Linked DNA regions of Homo sapiens: region 1 is linked to region 2. A link is a contact called in ENCODE Hi-C or POLR2A ChIA-PET data. All regions are on one chromosome and are shown on one strand. The core of a region is the stretch at or near the end of the contact, and the rest is flanking DNA. Distances in the headings are between cores, read along the strand shown. Region 1 has its middle 15 kb from the start of ID4. Region 2 has its middle 400 kb from the start of TRQ-CTG1-1.

The links. A loop is a pair of places that touch in the nucleus more often than their neighbours do. ChIA-PET counts read pairs that join two places held with the same protein, here RNA polymerase II (POLR2A). Pooled maps may share reads with other maps.
Region 1: a map of mammary epithelial cell shows a loop between it and region 2 (4-fold over the local background). The contact joins two enhancer-like sites. A Hi-C loop is called at or near these places in 1 of 168 maps with a recorded cell type or tissue (mammary epithelial cell) and 1 of 50 pooled maps. POLR2A ChIA-PET finds 5 or more read pairs at or near these places in 1 of 52 experiments (OCI-LY7).

What each region holds. Positions count from the first base shown.
Region 1 is chr6:19,849,267-19,856,144 of GRCh38, forward strand. No RefSeq gene overlaps it. Among named protein-coding and RNA genes, the nearest start is that of ID4, 15 kb to the left of the region's middle. Within about 2 kb of position 2,625, at least 3 of the 41 ENCODE cell types and tissues checked have a DNase peak (open chromatin) inside an H3K27ac peak, as active enhancers do.
Region 2 is chr6:19,227,859-19,235,153 of GRCh38, forward strand. No RefSeq gene overlaps it. Among named protein-coding and RNA genes, the nearest start is that of TRQ-CTG1-1, 400 kb to the left of the region's middle. Within about 2 kb of position 4,158, at least 2 of the 41 ENCODE cell types and tissues checked have a DNase peak (open chromatin) inside an H3K27ac peak, as active enhancers do.

The DNA of each region.
Region 1 (6,878 bases), core at 1,375-3,874, 620 kb after region 2:
GATAGTTAACTAAGTGCTGTAGGACTGACATAAATGCTGAGGATGGGACAGAGGGAGGAACTCTACACATGAACTCCCATATTCAGGGCCAAGTCATCGGGCTACCCTAATAATAGTCTCCTGGTAGAAAACAATTCTGAAAACGAAAGACATAATAACAGAGTGGTACACAGTATGCCATGTGGTATTTAAGAGACAGACTAAGGTTGAAAACAACATAAAATTTATGTATTTCTTCATGACTTAGAAAAATGTACCTTTTATAATTTATGTTTAACATAATTTCTAGTGGCTATGCTTCCCTATAAACTAAAGCTGAGATTAATTCAACAGGATGGAGACACCAGTATTTGGGAGTTCATTATGTTCTTTGCAATAATTCAATGAATCAGAAAATAATAGAATTTTGAAATAAAATCCAATTCCCTCATTTTACCGAAAATGAAACTGAGGCTGTGACGCTTTAAAATATGCCTTTTGAGGCTGGGCATGGTGGCTCACTCCTATAATCCCAGCACTCTGAGAGGCCTAGGTGGGAGGAGCATGTGAGCCCAAGAGTTCCAGACTGTCCTGAACAACATAGCACAACCTTGTCTCTATAAAGAAAATTTAAAAAAATAACCGGGCATGGTGGCATGCGTCTATAGTTTCAGCTACTCAAAAAGCTAAGGTGGGAGGATCACTTGAGCCCAGGAGCTCAAGGCTGCAGTGAGCCATGATCGCGCCACTGCACTCCAGCCTGGGTGATGGAACAAGACACTGTCTCTACAAAAAAATAAAAATAAAATAAAATGTGTCCTTCATAAGATGACCTAACTTAGGGGCAGAGCTGCCAGCAAAATTTCAGGGCTTCCAACTCACAGTCAAGGAGACTTTATTGAGTTCAGTACATAGTAGAATCATTTATATTATCAGAGCATTTCTTTTTTTCAGTATTTATCTTAGGAGTTGTTTCTTTTAAAAATTCCTATTTGTTCTGATGCATATATTTCTTTTTTTTTACAGATCATTTTTCTCTTATAAAAATTCTGTAAACACAGCCATTCTTTCTGTATTTGTAATTTGAGGACCGACTGGAGTTATTCCTGAGAGGGCTATGTTCCTGAGAGAACAAAATTATTGTTTTTGAAACTCTAGAGAGAACTGCTCTGGCAAAAGAAATGTATCTTTTCATCTACAGTCATTCTGAGGTGAAAGATCTCATGATCACTCTGGACTATACAACCCACAAGCAGACTTCAAGGATACCTACAGGAACCCCAGAAGTCCTGATTGATCACACAGGCCCTAAAGACCCTATCAACTTGTTTATCAACTTGCAATTCTAATTTCCTGAGAGTAAAACACCAGTAAAAAATAATCTCCTCCCTCAATATTCTAGAGAATGCAAAGAAATACACAGTCACTGTAGACCTGTGAGCTTTTGCCAAGTTTGGTTTTCATTATTATACATATGAAGAGAATCATCTTCGCCAAAATCTATAAAGGGGCTGATTAACTCAGCTCTGTAGTAATTGTTTCATATTAAATCAGTCCAAAAGTTTAGGGCATGTTTCTCAGGAACTCTTTATCTAGCATCAGGTATGTATCTAAACAGTATAGTATCTGTTAATTTTGAAGTTATATAAAAAAAGAAAATGTGCATTTTCACACGTCTTAGTAGAAGCTCTTTACAGTTTATATAATCCAATGTTGATAGAGTAAAATTTTTTTATTCTTTCCAGTAATCAAAAAGTAGTCAAAATAAACAAAAGTTTCAACTTTTAGAGGTATCATTTTTTAGATTAGATTGCTTATATGGTTTGATGCTTTCTTAGAAGGTTGAATGATTCTAAAATGCTTTTAAGAAAAACATCAAGAATAAAAAGAATTACTTAAAACCAGGTCAAATAAAAAAAGATTATCAGAGATCTCATAAGGCTTGCAATATCATTTCAAGATTTATTTTAAAAGTAAGATTGCACTTTGTTCACTATTCTTCCCCTGCCAAAAGACACAGAACTTCCTTGTGAAACTGTGTTTAGGATCCATACCATAATATCATCTTTTCCAGGAAACTGAATCATAAAGAGGTCTATAGGGTGATCCTAGGAATGAAATCCCAAAATTCCGCAGGATGGGGCTAAGGTTTGTATTTTCAACCTGAGAACTTCAGGCTGCTTCTCCTTCAGCAACCTCCTCCTCTTCTCCACTGCAGCTCCCCCCAGCCTCCCTGAAGTCCCAGGGAGCTGGGGCCTGTCCTTCCTAACACAAACTTTCTTTCTTCTGGAAGTGCTGGAAAATCTCAGAGAGACTCACTGTCTCCCACATCCTGTAAATTTACCCAGGAGAGAAGCACTGTGCACACTTTGTGAGGAGGGTCGCGCTCATTGGAGAGACTCGGTGAAAGCAACGAGGAGACTGTACAAGCACACACGCAGCCTCTTCACCTCACACTCCACAGCTATTTCTCATGCACTCTGGCCTTAACTTTGCTGACCTTGCCACCGCAAGGTTTTATATCACTAAATAACAGAGCACGAGGCTGCCATGGTGGACAATCTGCCTGCACTTGCCCCTCCACATCACCAAAGCTCCTTAGATCCCATTCATCAAATATTTGCTTTTACACTTAAACACACAATTTATGAAACACAATTTCTGGTTCACCTAACCCTTGCATGACGTGAGTTTTGAAAAACCAGTAAATTTTCCTGCTGACATTCCTCAAGTTACACGCTTTCCTGGTCCTACAGGCAGTGCAAGTTATCTGCTGCCCTCTTTTGAATTTTAGGGCACACTGCACTCCTAAATAGGGCCTATTGCCTGAAGACAGCCTCTTTTCCCTGTCTAGGGGCTGCTTCAACCTTCTGGCTAATCCAGAGCCTACTGGAACAGCACTTTAACTCCCCTTTTGAGTGCTACTTTCTCTGCTGGTGTTCTTCCAAAGCAAAAGCAAAACCAATTTTATGAAGCAGCAAAAGAAGTATAAAGCATGCTATTACTTGTTCTTTTCTTTTTTCCCAGCTTATTGAGGTATAATTGACAAATAAAAATTCCATATATTTAAGGTATACAACTTGATGTTTTCACATATGTATACATTGTAAAATGATCATCGCAATCAAGCTAATTAACTTATCCAACACCTGATATCATTACCATTTGTGTGTGTATGTGTGTGCTGACAACACTTAAACGCTCTACCCTCTTATCAAATTTCAAGTATACTGCACAATATCATTAACTATTGCCACCATGTTGTACACTGGATTTCCAGAACTTATTCATCTTGCGTAACTGAAAATTTGTACCCGTTGACCAACATCTCCTTACTCCCCCAGCCTCTCCCCATAACTACCCTTCTAAACCTGCTTTGATGAGTTTTACCTTTTTACATTCCATATATAAGTGAGGTTATACAGTTTTCTGTTTCTGGTTTATTTCACTTAACATCCTCCAGGTTCATCCATGTTGTCACAAATAGGAGGATTTCCTTCTTTTTTAAGGTCGAATAATATTCCAGTATGTATATATACACTACATTTTCTTTACCTATTCATCCATTGACAGATGCTTAGGTTGTTTCCATAACTTCGCTATTGTAATTTCATTTCTTATCCGCCTGCCCCCTCTGGGCTGATCTATTAATTCCCCTAAAGTGTCTGCATGTAGTTCTGTTGATAAAGATACTGAAATGAAGAAGTATGCCAGAATACGATTTGCAAGCCTGTCCAGCTGAAGATAGCCATCCTTCCCAGACAGTAGAGGTTGAGGTTCTCACAGCAGTGACAGGTCACAGGGACATAGGCAGCCCTTCTAGGAAGTTAAACCTGCTGGGCTAGGCACGGCTCATTAACCCAGGTTTTGTGCAGACCTCCCCAACAACTGCTCTGCTGCAATGGGAGCATTCTCCAGTAACCATTGGTACCATGGCCCCTCCCTCAACCCCTCCCTCATAACGTCTCCCTGTGCTACCCTGACGTCCCTGGATAATCAACGCTCCTATTTCCTAGTGCCTACCAAACACGAGAAAGAACAGGTGAACATGACCCCTAAAAATAAAAAGAAAGAAACTATTGCCAACTTTTCCTCAAAATCATGCGGGGTTTTTTGGAGGACAAGAAGATAGCAACAATATAGTGCTGAGAAAAATCATAATATTGTGTCTGGAATTGGTGGGTTCTTGGTCTCACTGACTTAAAGAATGAAGCCGCGGACCCTCACGGTGTTACAGCTGTTAAAGTGGCGCGTCTGGAGTTCGTTCCTTCTGATATTCGGATGTGTTCAGTTTCTTCCTTTTGGTGGGTTCGTGGTCTCGTTGGCTCAGGAGTGAAGCTGCAGACCTTCGCGGTGTTACAGCTCTTAAGGCGGCGCATCTGGAGTTGTTGGTTCCTCCCAGTAGCCTTGTGGTCTCGCTGGCTTCAGGAGTGAAGCTGCAGACCTTCACGGTGAGTGTTATAGCTCATAAAAGCAGTGTGGACCCGAAGAGTGAGCAGTAGCAAGATTTATTGCAAAGAGCAAAAGAACAAAGTTTACACAGCGTGGAAGAGGACCCCAGAGGGTTTCCACTGCTGACTCGCGCAGCCTGCTTTTATTCTCTTATCTGGCCCCACCCACATCTTGCTTACTGGTAGAGCCGAGTGGTATGTTTTGAGGGCGCTGACTGGTGAGTGTACAATCCCTGAGCTAGACACAAAGGTTCTCCACGTCCCCACCAGATTAGCTAGATACAGTGTCCACACAAAGGTTCTCCAAGGCCCCACCAGAGTAGTACAGAGTAGATGCAGAGTGTGGATTGGTGCATTCACAAACCCTGAGCTAGACACAGGGTGCTGATTGGTGTGTTTACAAACCTTGAGCTAGATACAGAGTGCCGATTGGTGTATTTACAATCCCTGAGCTAGACATAAAGGTTCTCCAAGGCCCCACCAGAGTAGTACAGAGTAGATACAGAGTGTGGATTGGTGCATTCACAAACCCTGAGCTAGACACAGGGTGCTGATTGGTGTGTTTACAAACCTTGAGCTAGACACAGAGTGCTGATTGTTGTATTTACGATCCCTGAGCTAGAGGTAAAGGTTCTCCACGTCCCCACCAGACTCAGGAGCCCAGCTGGCTTCACCCAGTGGATCCCGCACCGGGGCTGCAGGCGGAGCTACCTGCCACTCTCACGCCGGCACTCCTCAGCCCTTGGGTGGTGGATGGGACTGGGTGCCGTGCAGCAGGGGGCGGCGCTCATCGGGAAGGCTCGGGCCGCACAGGAGCCCACGGAGCGGGTGGGAGGCTCAGGCATGGCGGGCTGCAGGTCCCGAGCCCTGCCCCGCGGGAAGGCAGCTAAGACCCGGCGAGAAGTCGAGCGCAGCACCGGTGGGCTGGCACTGCTGGGGGACCCAGTACACCCTCCTCAGCCGCTGGCCCGGGTGCTAAGCCCCTCATTGCCCGGGGCCGGCAGGGCCGGCCGGTTGCTCCGAGTGCGGGGCCGCCAAGCCCACGCCCACGCGGAACTCCAGCTGGCCTGCAAGCCCCGCGCGCAGCCCTGGTTCCCGCTCGCGCCTCTCTCTCCACACCTCCTTGCCAGCTGAGGGAGCCGGCTCCGGCCTTGACCAGCCCAGAAAGGGGCTCCCACAGTGCAGCGGTGGGCTTAAGGGCTCCTCAAGTGCTGCCAAAGTGGGAGCCCAGGCAGAGAAGGTCCCGAGAGCGAGCGAGGGCTGTGAGGACTGCCAGCACGCTGTCACCTCTCAGTATGACTGAGTCTAAGAATGTCTTATCAGAAAGTTGATTTCTATTTTTCTATGGCAATCTCTTTGTCTATCTGTCTCTCACAGGCATCTTTGAGCTCCCCCGACTCCCTATAGATTTTTCAGCTTGATCATAAAACATCATTCCCCTTTGACCTGTCTCTTTGCCATAGTAGTCTCATATTGCAAATGGCCATTACCTGGTCATCGAGAGGGAGGAGTGATCTCACTGCAGCTCCAAATAGGGGAAAAAAAATGAATGGCACTGTCCTTCTCCCAGCAAAACAAATGCTGAAATTGTCGGATGGTCCAATCAGGCCACTAGAAGATTAAAATGCACCAAAAAAATACAGACGCCTTCCCAAACCAGTGGGCAAATGTCCCTCTGTACACAATGGCCAGCTTCCTGGGTGACAACCTGTGCAATTGAACAATGCCCTGAGCATTGAAGGGCCCACACTTAGTTTAATGTTCTGCTATCACTGTCTTGAAATTCTTACTAATTTTATTTAACGAGGGGCCTGCCTTTTCGTTTTGCATAAGCCTCAGATTATGTAGCTGGTCCTGCACAGCATTGAGGAATAGCTCAGTCCTGAGGCATCCGATTTCCAACTGCAATGGTGGGTTTTTCACTGTTTATTTATTTTGGGGATGGGATGGCATGTGGTTTGCCTGGTACCTGTTTCGGTTCTCTTAGCTAGAACGCCTGCTTGTTGGGGCAATGCTGCGTGGCTGACTGGCAGTTACAGTCCCAGGGACGACAGGCTTGGTCAATCATAGAAAGTGAAAGTTTCCATGGAGAACCGTGTGATGCGCCTGGAAGGAATCATCATGGCAGGTAGAAAGGTGCTGAGAAATTCTGCACGGAGGAGATAGTTCAGTAAAAAGAGAGGTTCATAAGCAACTCCCAGGAGTAATCTTGTTGTGTCTAGAAGGAAGAGACAAGAAAAGCCATTTCTTCCAGATTCTTCCTTTTCAATTGAAGCCACAAGGCCCCTGGTGCACACTCAGCTGATGTTCTTTATGTTTCCTACTGTTTACTCTGAATTCTTCCTGAGGTTTTGCAGAGAAGCACTACATCAACACAATTTCTTTTATTACGATGCCATGTCATATCATATATCTCCTGTTCACATTAGGTTGACATGGTGCTGCGTT
Region 2 (7,295 bases), core at 2,908-5,407:
ATTGAAAAATAGAGATATATTCAGCAAAATGTCTTGATCCTACCTCTTATCCCCATTTACCAGTTCACAGCCCACATTGCCTGACCCCAGGAAAGTCCTTCTAATTATGTATCCTTCACTTACTAATACTATGCAAGCAAATGTGAATATGTATTATTTCTCCCCATTTTTTGACCAAAGTTATCATATTATATATACTGTTCTCTCTCCTTTTTGAAAAATTAATAGTTTACTTGGAATCTATCCAGACTAGCACAGGATTTTTTTAAAGTGTCACTTCATAGTGTTCCATTGTTTGAATGATCCTAATTTTTCTAATCTTTATTAAACTCTTAATGGACATTTGAGTTGCTTCCAGTATTTCGCTGTTACAAATTCTGACATGCGGGATAACCTTGAATATATTTCATTTAACACATGTGCAGGTATAGCTGCAGGATTAATTCCCAAATTGGAAATGGGTCAAAAGTTATACAAATTCATAATTTTGATAGGTAATATCAAATTGACTATTACAGGTTTTCCCAAGCTTTTTCACATCATAAAACTCATAGGAAATGCAACCATCAAATAACCCATGGGATAAACTTGAAAAGATTTAGAGCTGTATAAAAGATGACTTATGGCCAAAGGCAAGAAGCGTAGGAGCTGTAAATTGATCGGGATCCATCTAGCTGCCAGAGGGCTGAGGTGATCAATATCTCCCAGGACAGTGGTGGGAAAGCTCCCTGGCAATGCATGCTTCTATCAGCACTGTAGGACAATGCCTATGTCCCTCAGCATCACCAAAGGGGCCTTCTAAACTGTGGTATCTGAATTAACCTGATAGATGAAGAATGGTATATCTACGTGGTTTTACTGTATTAAAAGTGAACCTCATCTTTTTTTATATGTTTGAGCTGTCCATTCAATCTATTTCTTTTTTTTTTTTTCTATACAATTATCTTTTACTGTTAATTTGGGGAAGCTATTTATATATTAGGAAAAAGTATTCCTGTGTCTGTGGTAGAAATTGCAATTATTCCCTGCCCCATGTATATTCGTCTCTTTATTCATTATGTTATTGTTGTGTTGGTTTTTCTTTTTCATTTTTGCTTGAAGAAGTTTCTTTTCTGTTTTCTTATGTCATCTTTTATCATTTAGGTTTTGAGTTGTTGGTTAAAAGGGAATCCCCCACTTCAGATTTATGTATGGATTTTCCTATTTTTCCTACTATTTTAAAAACTTTTCTTAATTTTAATAAAGAAATGTGTTTATTTGGAATTATTCCTGATGTTTAGTGTGAGGTGTAGATTCCACCATTTTTTTTTTCCAGATGTGTAATACCAACATCATTTACTAAAAAGCCCATCTTTGTTTTCACATTTGGGAAGTGTTTTAATTTTTCTTCATGTTGGTTTCTACACTTTTATTACGTGTATTTCTAGAGGTATTGTTTTGCTGTTTTAAATATTTTCCCATTATATATTCTAACTCCTTGCTATTTGTACATAATAATCTATTACTTTATATTTAGTAACATTTTTACACTATAACTTTCCTGAATTCTCTCACTCTTTGTAGTGTTTAAGTTGATTATCTTGGGTTTTCAAATATACTATTCATGTCATCTCAACACAGTTACTGTTTACAGTGTTTACGCTTCTAATTTTCCTTCATTGTCTAATCATATTGACTAGTAATTCCAGTACTTTGTGGGATAGTAGAGGTGGTAGTCAACATCTTGATTTTGATTTCAGTAGTATGTCTCAACTGAGCATGATATTGACTTTTTGGATTGAGGTAAATATGTTTCCTATGCTTAAAAAGTGTGTATACATCCTTACTGACTGAATATTTTTGTGAAGAATGGCTGTTATGCTTTGTCAAATGTCTCTTTGACATATATGAAAATGATCACAATGTTTCTTCAACATTATAAGCTATGTATTAACACATTTCTGAATAACAAACCATCCTTGTACTTAAAGAAACACTGTATTGAGGTATGAATACATACAAAAAGCTGTACATATTTCACATGTACAACTTGATGACTTTGGAGTTAAGAATACACCAGTGAAACCATCACTACATCAATTATCATATCTCTCTCTTCCAAAAAGGCTTCTCCCACCATCTTTGTTTACCTATATTTGTGATAAGAACACTTAACATAAGATCTACCCTTTTGGCAAAATTTTCAGTATACAATACCATACTGTTAATTATGGACATGATGCTGCACAGTAGATCAGTAGAAATTATTCATCTTGCATAGCTAGAACTTTGTACCTTTTGAAAAGTATCTCCTTGTTTCCCCTTCCCCTCAGACCCTGGCAACCATCATTTTACTGTCTGCTTCTATGAGTTTGACTATTGTAGATTTCTCATATAAATAGGATCATGTAGTATTTGTCCTTCTGTGTCTGGCTTATTTCACCTAGCATAATGCCCTCCAGGTTCATTCATGTTGTTGCAGATGGCAGGATTTCCTTCTTCTTAAAGGCTGAATAATACCACATTGTCTGTGTATACCACATTTTCTTTATCCATTTATCTGTTCGTGTACATTTAGGTTGTTTCCACATCTTGACTGTTGTGCATAATGATGCGATCAACGAGCATGTGAATGCAGATATTTCTTAAAGATTCTAATTTTATTTTCTTTGAGTAAATACCCAGAAGTGGAATTGCTGGATCATATGGTAGTTATACTTTTCATTTGAGAATGCTGCATCCTGTTTTTCTTAATGGCTGTACCAATTTACATTCCCACCAACACTGTGCAAAGACTCCTTTTTCTCCACATAGTCGCTAACACTTGTTATCTTTTGGTTTCTTTGATAATAGGCATCCTAATAGATGTAACATGATATTGATTTGCATTTTCCTGATGGTTGTACTTCTAAAATCTTCTTTCAAAATAATGATTCTTTTTACATACTTTTGAATTTCATTTGCTAAAAATTTTAGAATGTTTTTGTTATTATTGATAACAGATTAATCTATATAGTTTTTTTTGTGTGCACATCTTTATCAGGTTTCATTACCAATTTTATACCCCCTTTCCAAAATGAATTGAGATTTTCTTTTGTCTAGTCTTTTCCAGAACAATTTAAATAGCATTGGTATTATTTGCTTTTAAAATATTTGAATTCCTTTATGAAACTGTCCAAATCTGCCACTTTGCTGGGAATAACCTTTGCATAATTTTGTCTATTGCCTTTATTGAAGTAGTTCTGTTTAGATTTTCTGTCATTTGTGTTGTCATTTTGTGTAAATCATATTTTTTTCATCCAAGCTTTTCAATTTAGAATTCTTATGAATCTTTAATTTCTTCTATTCCTATGTGGTCATTTCCTTTTTACTATCTGGTTGTGTGTTTCATTGCTTGTTTGTTTTTAATTGCAGTTTTTTTCTTTTTCTTGATTAAGTTAGATAATATTTTACTATTTTTTTCAAAGAAACATCTTTTGTTTTTATATACCAAATCCATCATTTTTCTAATTACTAGAATTAGAAAATACAGGCCATAGGGTCTCTGTCACAACTGTGCCATTATAACATGAAAGTAGCTGTAGATCATTTGCAGATGAGCGAGTATGACTGCATTCCAGAAAAACTTTATTGTAGATTCTGCATCCTAAATTTTATACAATTTTCACGTGTTGAACTATTATCCTCTGATTTTTTTCAACAATTAAAAAATGCGAAAACCATATTTTGTAGGTCATATGAAAACAGGCATTGAATGAGATTTGGCATAAGCTGTGGTTTGCTGGTCTCTATTTCATCTGCTGTATCTTTAGACATTCATTTCTTTATATGGTATCTATTGGTTCCTTAATGTGAATAGTAAAAACTTTCCTGTATTTTCTTCCTGTACCCTTCTTTCTTCAATGTTATTCTGTCAACATTTTCTTTCTTTTACTTCATACTGTTAAATAAGAATGTACTTCCATTGTGTGAGTTATGAACATTTATTGACAAGCTTTGACCCTAAGTGATCATAGATAATGCAACTTATAAATGTATCCACCTTCTTTTCAATATTTTTCTTCAACTTTTTTGGTGTATAATATTTATATAGTCAGAATATACAACAATTTATTTGCCACATTCTACTCTCCAGAGTCTATGCCAACTCCCCAGAACCAAGCCAGCTCCCAGAGGCATTCTGGACCCAGGGTTCTTGGCACAAAATTTCCAAAAGACAGAGGGTCCCTTTGAGCCATGTCCTGGAACCTGAAACCAAGCCAAAATAGCTTTGAGAGAGAGAGCGTGCGTGGCAAAGCAGCTTCAGAACATTTTGTGTCATATATTTGCTGCTAGCCTCTTTGCTTTATAATCTTTTAAACTTTATTTTTTCCTCCTGAATGTTTTAGTCTGTTATTGTTAGTCATTTCAAAGAGGCTCCTATTAAAGCTTTTGTGAGGCTAGACTCTCATTCCTCTCCATGGCTTCCCGCTCAGCACTCTGCCTCTGCTCTCTCTAGCTCTGTTTACTTATAAGCTTGCTTTTGGCAGTCAGTTAAGTTTATTTTACATTTTACTGAAGTGTGAGGGGAAATACTGATAGAAAAACTAAACAAAATTCCTCACAAAATGGTATCACCCGAATGAGCAAAGTACCTGAAAGAGTCAAACATCCGGGTGCCCAGAACTTAAAGCCTGATTTTTCTTCCCTATAAGGCACCCTTAGCCTTTCTTCCTGCTCTGGCTGGTGATAAGATCATCTGAAAATTAATCAGTAGTGGAGAGGGGCCTGTATTCATTGTCAACCCACATTGCAAGTCTGGGTCTCTGCTTCCCCATGTTTCTTGTCTGTATTGCCATAAGCTTATCAGAATAGGGTGTACAAACTCCTTTGTTGCTGCTTTAAAGAAATGGAAATGCTAGATCTTCTATTAAGTTAAAGGGAAATTTTTCCTACTCCTGACCCAGCTATCAATGATTATTGTAAAATAACATCAAAGAATTTATCCCTTAATATAGTCATGTGTCTCACCATAAGATGTATGTTTTCAAAGAAAAATTACAGTAGCCATATATAAAACTAAAGGTACATAAAATGATAGTGAACACATAAGTTTACATGATTTTTCATGGCAATTCTAGTAGAGTTGACATTAAGCAGACAAGAATGTGGAGATATATATGATTATATAAAGAGATACACACACATATGTCTTTCTTTAAATATTTCAATAGCTGATATACATTCTTATAATCTTTTTGGAGTAATGTGGCAATTTAACACAAAGGAAAAATATAATTTATAAGAGCAAATACAGTCATCTGAAAAGATTATTCCCAAAGGATATAAAAAGGGGCTGAATGTTATCTGTGAAACAGAGGAGGAAGAACAAGAACTTAGAAATATTGGTGAAAATAAAAATACAGACAGACTAAGGGACCCTACATAAGAAATTGGAATAACCCATGACAAAGATGTTGTACAAAGTAGACGCCAGCTCTGTTTCCAGCTTTCTACATCCCCGAGTACAACTTAATGTCTTCATGTGAATTTTAGTGTGTCTTTTTTTTACAATAAAATTATCATGGGTTATCGATAACACATTATGTTACTGGCCTGGGCCTTCCACATTCAGGGGTATTTCAGATGTCCACTGAGATATAGATACCACTGCTGAAATTCATTTCCCTGAGAAATGCAATAGTATTAGTCAAAGTAGCTATATAATGGTGAAGTAACAAACATTCCTAAAATATTAGTGTCTTATAACAACAAAAGTATGCTCTGGCTACCTGTCCATTTTGAATTTACTGTGGAATCTATTCCACATCTCTTTACTCCAGGTCCCAAGCTGGGAGCCCTGTCTGTAACAGGAGTATAGCTAGATCCTCTGATGGCAGAAAGTAGGAAGTGTACAGAATCTCAAACTGTCTCCTAGCACTTGTACTCAAATTTCACTTTCCAAAAACAACTTAAAATAACACGCCCAACATCAAGGAGATAGGGAAATGCAATCTTAGCAAGTAACTGGAATGAGGAAAGCTACATTATCATTGAGCAGCCCTAGTGCCTACCTGAAATGAACACTTTGATCATATTTCCATTGTATTTTTATGTTACTAATAAGAACAAAGAAATTTAAACTATTAAATGTTATAGTTCATTAAATTTTAACTATTTAATTTGATCTCCCAAAGTTAAAAATAAAACCTTCTAGGATATATTTTAAATGAAATGTGGTAACTTCCAACAAGAAGATAGAAAACATAGGCTGAAAAGATTTGGAGTAGTAAGAGAAATTTTGTTAAGACACTTCTCCCCTATTTTCCCTATAGAACAAAAGCCTTAATCTGCAGAGGGAAGGGGGAAGGGCAACAAGTACCATTGCCTATTGCAAATAGGAGAAGAGAATGGGAAAATAATCTCTATCCCTCAGGAAGGGGCAGGAATACAGGCTGAGCTCAGGACTACATGGTCAGTGGTGAAACCCAGAAACACAAGATGTAGGTACTTGATGATGACCTAAGAGTGAAGCTTAGTCAAAACAGAGAATGCCCCAATCTTCCATGACAGGCTAACCAGCATGTAGAAAGAAGTAACTTTCAAGAAATAGACCCTCTCTATACGTGGCATTAAGGAAAGACTAAAAGCTGATATTTGAGTAGATACTGAAAATAAAGAGGGTAAAAACCTTCAGGCAAAATAGTCCCCACTCTAACACAAAGCATCACTAGAAGAATATGTGGTGCACTGAGGATAACCATTGTAAAAACAAACCTAAAACACAGCTCAACTTCTAATTAGATTAACCCTAACCTCTCCACAATAAAATCCTCGCAAAAGAAAACTATGCTCATTTCCAAGAAAAAATGCTGTGTACCTCAGCCTTTACTACAGTACACAAAATTTCAAGTCTTCAGTAAAAAGTACAAAGCATAAGAAAAATAAAGAAAAAAGTCCAGCACATTCCTAAGAAACAAAGCAATCCTTAAAAGCAGACTCAGATATGACATAGAGATTGGAACTATCTGCCAAGGAGTGTCAATTAAATATGATTCAGATATTAAAAGGTCTAATTGAAAAGGTAAATAACATGCAATATCAATTGGGTAATTTCAGCAGAGAGGAACAAACTGTAAGAAAGTATTAATTAGAAGTGCTAGAAATGAAAAATAGAGTAATGGAGTAAAGAACACCCTTAACAGGTTCATAGCAGAGTTGACATAGTCAAGGTATATTCATTTGGTAAGGCTGCCACAAAAAAGTAGCACAGACTGAGTAGCTTAAAAAACAGAAATTTATTTTCTCACAATTCTGTAGTCAGAAGTCTAATATTA